Linked DNA regions of Homo sapiens: region 2 is linked to region 1. A link is a loop called in an ENCODE intact Hi-C map of the cell type or tissue named here. Cell type or tissue: B cell. All regions are shown on one strand. Each heading gives the region's core, and the rest is flanking DNA. Links, peaks and the distances in the headings are about the cores only. Region 1 has its middle 250 kb from the start of SORCS1. Region 2 has its middle 380 kb from the start of LINC01435.

The links. Peaks named below come from ENCODE experiments on the same cell type or tissue, not always from the same donor. Only the 100,000 strongest peaks of a DNase experiment are listed, where the experiment ranks them.
Region 2: it touches region 1 in a loop (4-fold over the local background); 1 of 110 quality-filtered maps calls a loop at or near these places.

Annotation. Positions count from the first base shown.
Region 1 is chr10:107,414,051-107,416,975 of GRCh38, forward strand. No RefSeq gene overlaps it. Among named protein-coding and RNA genes, the nearest start is that of SORCS1, 250 kb to the left of the region's middle. In B cell, for the core only: no CTCF peak of the experiment used is centred there; a DNase peak (open chromatin) is centred at 1,631; H3K27ac peaks cover 809 bases.
Region 2 is chr10:107,684,722-107,687,646 of GRCh38, forward strand. No RefSeq gene overlaps it. Among named protein-coding and RNA genes, the nearest start is that of LINC01435, 380 kb to the right of the region's middle. RefSeq lists a silencer at 1,611-1,680. In B cell, for the core only: no CTCF peak of the experiment used is centred there; a DNase peak (open chromatin) is centred at 1,600; H3K4me3 peaks cover 640 bases; H3K27ac peaks cover 1,172 bases.

The DNA.
Region 1 (2,925 bases), core at 206-2,705:
CACCACCCAATTGTAGCTCCGAAAGCAAGGTCATCATTCATTCTACCTTTCCTCAAGGAAGCTAAAGGATGCCAGGAATAACAAGGCCTAATGGACAGGAGGTGGTCTGTTTTTCTAAAAAAGAATGAGATTTGTCTTAATGAAGGGTAATTAACTTCAGGAGAGATTACATAGCTTCTGCTTTTACATCATCATTATCACAAGCTTGTAAGTTTTAAATATTTCCATTTCCTTTCTGTCATTGGCTGTTCTCAAACAGTAAAGAATGCAGAATCAAATCTTGTCTATTTCATATTTTGTCTGATTCACATAATCTCTTTGAGTGCAGGGATAATGTCTTCTTTTAGATCCTTTTTAGTCTCACAATATTTGTTACTGGTCTGGATGTATATCAGGTATGACAGTTAATCTATTAATTCTGTGAACATTGGGGGTAGAATGTGTTTCTGAAAGAAATAGGGTATTTCAAGTTAGAGAACATCAGGTTAATCTTGTCTTTGCCATTTATTATATGTCCTTTTATAAGAAGGTACTTTAGTAATCTTATTCTTCTCATTTGAAAAACTGGGATTATGTTCCACAGAGAATGGGTGTAAAATTAAAATAATATACGTGATGCAAAAAAGCAGGTCCATTGCTCACTTGTTCAGAGTAGACATTAATATTCACTCTTTTTATGTTTCCTCCAGTAGGATTAGTCAAACTTCAGAAATCTTCTCAACACAGAGTTTCATACAGTATCTACCCACTAAAATGAAGTTGGTGTGTAGCTTATGATTTTTATATTGTTCCTTGCCTAATAGGAGAAAACAGCAAGCAAATAGATAATTTCAACACTATGAATACAGGGAAGGAAAGATAGAAGAGAATCCTTAATATATAAAAGAAGAAAGAGAAGGAAGTTGGAAGGGCTTTTCAAGGAGTCAGCATCAGTGAAATGAAGATGATCCTATAGCAACACAGAAGTAGAGGATACATGGGAGAATACAGAAAAAACATATGTAGCCAGTCACAGGCTAGATGACAAAAATCTTATAAGACAAGCCAATTCATGATTGGAAATCAGGGGAGTGGACTATGATTGTACTTCAGTAAAATTATTCTGACCACAATGAAGACAATGGATTGGTTTAGGGCAGGGCTTGAGCTAGCAAGATGTTTTTATGGGTTATTAAAGGAATGTAAGTGAGAGAAATTATGTCTTCAACTAAGATAACAGCAGTAGTAGTGTTGTAGAAAAACTGGGTTCTTGTCACATGACCATGAAAGATTAGGCTCAGAGACACTTCGAAGGGTGAGGGGGAGTGGAATTTATTGGGCAAAAAGGAAAAAAACTCAGCAGAGCAAGAGGGGTTCCTGTTAACAGGCCCCCATCTCACAGATTGAATCCCAGGTTACCACCCAGGAACAGGAGAGGCCAGGCTCCTCTCCTCTGCAAACTGGGCGAACTTCCCAAGGCCCCGCCCTGTCCTCCCAGTACACAGGTGGGCATTATTCAGAAAGAATCCCTCAAGGAAAAAGGGGGCCTTCATCCAGGAAGGCAGTCTGGTTTTTCAGCCTTCAGGCTATTTTAGGTTTGAAGGTGGGGTTTTCTGCCTCCTGTCTCTATTAGTAGGAATAGAGGAAGTTATTAGAGGAAGTTAGAGAGACTTGAAAAATGCTAAAAGGCAAGAACAGAGTACATCTTTTGACTGACTCTTATGAGAGAGAAGAGAAGAAGTAAAGTTGTTGCAGAAGTTGAATGGCTTTAACTGCAAGAGAGATAACAGAAATCAATGGACAAACAGAACTGGTTGAAAAAAGACAATAAGGTCTGTTGTGATGACTTTGAGGTGATGAAACGTGTATTTGAGGGAAAATCCCCAGCAGTCAAATAGAAAAACTTGCCTTGAATAAAGGAAATAAGTTAAAATAAAATCTATATCTTTAGGATCCATCAACACATAGAATATAATTAAAAATAAATTTGTGGATAAAATTGTCCAGGGTGACAGTACGGAGAAAGAAGGAGAGAATCTGAACACCAAACTTTGAAAATAGAGACATTTAAAGAAAACACTTACTAGAAGAATTCTGATAAGGAAAAGAAAATACGAAATTATGGAAGCCCACTCTACAAAAAGTTTATCTAGGGAGGAGAAAGAAATACATTATTTTTTTCAAAGAAACCAATGAAGGCTATCAAAATGGTTACCTAGGGATGTGGGTAGTGAAAATTCAGTAAAATTCACATGGAAATGGGGTAAGATGGTGTCTTGGTTTATCTGTGTTGCTATGTAGAAATACCTGAGGCTGGGTAATTTATAAAGAAAAGAGATTTATTTGGCTCACAGTTCCGCAGGCTATATAAGAAGCATAGTGTTAGCGTCTGCTTCTGGTGAGGATCTCAGGAAGCTTCCACTCATATAGGAAGGTGAACAGGATCAGGCATCACATTGTAAGAAAAGAGGAAAGAGAGATGGGAGGAAGGAGCCAGGCTCTTTTTCACAATTAAATTTCCTGGGAGCTAATAAAGCAAGAACTCACTAATTACTGTGAGAATAACATCAAGGCATTTATGAAGGATGCATCCCTAATGATCCAAACACCTCCCACCAGGCCCCATCTCCAACACTGGGAATCAAATTTCAAATCAAACTCATTCAAATCAAATTTCAACATAAGATTTAAAGGGGACAGACATCCAAACTATAATACATAGGCAAGAATCTAGGCAACTGAAACAGCTTTAGGAAAACTGAAAGGGAAGAAGAAAAAAAAGTCTTCATAGTTTCTCAACCAACTAGGGGCAATAGAGCATTCATTATTAAATGATTTATTGGGGAGTTAATTGTAAACTAAAATTGGAATAATTTCAGTGTAAATATAGTCTTCACAATCCACCACCGTATGTAAGAAGATCCCTTAATCTAAATTTGGCTCAAT
Region 2 (2,925 bases), core at 249-2,748, 270 kb after region 1:
AAGGAACTATTAATACAATTTTACACTCATTTTTCAGAGAATGGAAAAAGATAAACAAATGTTCCCAACTTGTTTGTAATAACAGAATTGTATCTGTGTAAAAACTTGACAAAATTCATAACATGATAAATCAAACCCAGTAACATATAAAAAGAATAATGCATTAAGACCAAGCAGTTTTTTTTTTTTTTGGAGACACAGTCTCTCTCTGTCACCCAGGCTGGAGTGCAGTGGCATGATCTTGATTCACTGCAACCTCCACCTCCCAGGTTCAAGCGATTCTCCTGCCTCAGCATTCCGAGTAGCTGGGATTACAGTTACTGGCCATCACCCCCAGCTAATTTTTGTATTTTTTTTATTTTTAGTAGAAATGGGGTTTTGCTATGTTGGCCAGGCTGGTCTTGACCTTTTGGCCTCAAGTAATCTGCCCGCCTTGGCCTCCCAAAGTGCTGGGATTACAGGCTGGAGCCACCTAGCATGGCCAGACCAAGTAGATTTTGTAACAAGATTTAAAAATCATCAGATATAATGCACCGCATTAATAGAATAAAGATACATGCTGATTATGCTAAATATAGAGAGAACATTTAATGAAAATTTAACACATACACGTGTAAATCTCTAGGAAAAAAATAGAAGAAACTTTATAATTCTTAAAAAATATGGTATGTACAAAAAGCCTAGAGCAAACATACTCAGTGGTGAAGTATTGACATTTTCCAACCTGAGCTCAGGAACCAATTAAGGGTGGTTTCAATCTTTACTTCAACATTGTACTGGAGGCATAGCTACTACAGTAGGGCAAAGAAAAAACAAAATTTACAAAGATTAGAAAGGAAGTAAGCATTCAGAGGAAGTAAAACTCATTATTTATAGGAGGCATGTTTTCTTACATAGAAAACATTCCCTGCCACCTCATAACTCTCCTCACCTCAAAATCTAAAATGTCTAAGAGACTTATCATGGTCTCTGGATAAAAGATTTGTATTGAAAAGTCAACTGCATTCTTAGAATGTTAGCAATAAATAATAAGAGCATATTATTTCCAATAGCACAGATAACCAAAATTATAGCAATAAAATGGAATACTATAGTTATGTAATAAAAAAGTAAACTACTGCTACATCCAATAAAAAGAATGAATCTTACAGATGTAATTTTGAACAAAAGAAATGGGAAGCAAAAAAAAAGCTTACTACAGTATGATTCCATTTGCTTGGAATTGAAAAACAAATTAATCTGTGCTAATAGAGATCAGGATGGTGGTTACTTTGTCGGAGTCACTTGGGAGGCTGGTAATGATCTATTTGTTCATCTAGGTGGTGACTATATACTACCTTACAAATGTATAAAACTGCATTACTGAACACTTAACATTTTTACCTTTCAGTGTATATGTATTACTTTGCTAGGGCTGCCATAGCAAAATACTACAGACTGGGTAGCTTAAATAATATAAATTTATTTTTTCCACAGTTCTGGAGCTAGGTGTCCAAGATCATTGTGTTGACAGGTTTGGTTTTCCCTGAGGCCTCCCGCCCTGGCTTGCAGATGGCTGACTTCTTGTTACTTCCTCATTTGGTCTTTTCTGTGCGCAGGCACATGCCTGTGTCCAAATTTCCTCTTTCTTATACACACAGCAGTCATATTGGGTTAGGAACCACCCGAACAGCCTCATTTCATTTGAATTACCTTTCTAAATAGGGAGAAAGATAATTATAAAGCCCCAAATACAGTCACATTCTAAGATACAGGGAATTAGCACTTCATTATATAAATTTTGACAGGCCACAATTCAGCCCATACTAGCATGTAATTTATAAATTAACAAGTAGGAAAAATACATACATTAAAGTAAAACTAAAAGGACAGGTAAGAAAATAAAGTCAAAAGTAAAGACTGAATTGGAGCAGCATGAAAGTTATGTGGAAAACCAAGAGTTTGTGATACCAGAGTATCTAAGAGAAAAATGTTTTTAAAAAGAAGACGTGTTCAAATGTTTCAAGTGCTCTTCCTAGATCAATTAACATGAGGACTCAGAAATGTAAATTGGCTTTAAAAAAAGAAGGCCATTATTGACTTTAGTGAGAGCTGTTTTACTGGAGTGGAAAGGATAAAGCCTTATGAGGGTGGGTTGAGTAGAGAATGGGAGGTAAAAAACAGAGTAAGAGTGAAAATGCTTCCTTTGAGAGGTTGCCCTGTAAATATAAATTAAATGGAAGTAGCTGGACGGAAATACGGGCTTGAAGAAGTGGTTATGGTTTGTTTTTGCTTTGGTTTCTTTGTTTTTAAAACTGGAAAAGACTTCTGCATGCTTGATCATTAATGAAATATGTAGAACAGTAAGGCAGAAGTTGAAGATATGGATCGGAGAGCAGATAATCAAGAGATGGCTCTAATAAAAAAATACTACAGAAGATAACAAATGTTGGTGAGGATGCAGAGAAATTGGAACCCTTCTATACTGTTTTCAGAAATGCAAAATGGCGCAGTCATTGTGGAAAACAGTATGGAGGGTCTTCAAAAACAGAACTACCATATGATCCAGCAATTAGACTTCCAAGGAAAAAATTGAGGAGCAGATTAACTACATATTTTGCCTTCATTTACCCTGCTGGTAATGAGGTGAATCTGGATTTGTGTTCATCTGGTTCTAAAGAATATTATCTTTTTTTACTTTTAGCACATAAAACAAACTATTAACATTCTAAGTCCAATAATTTTCATGTTAAAATATAGTTAATATTTATAACAAAGTATATGTAATATCAAGAAATAATTTGATTGTAAAGTCAAATGAGAATTTTCAGGATCCAAAATTGACCACGTAACGTGACCACAACTACATCTAGCATAATGCCAGATACTCAATAAATGTATGCTAAATAACCTGTGTTTAAAAAATAGAAAAAAAAAAACAAAATA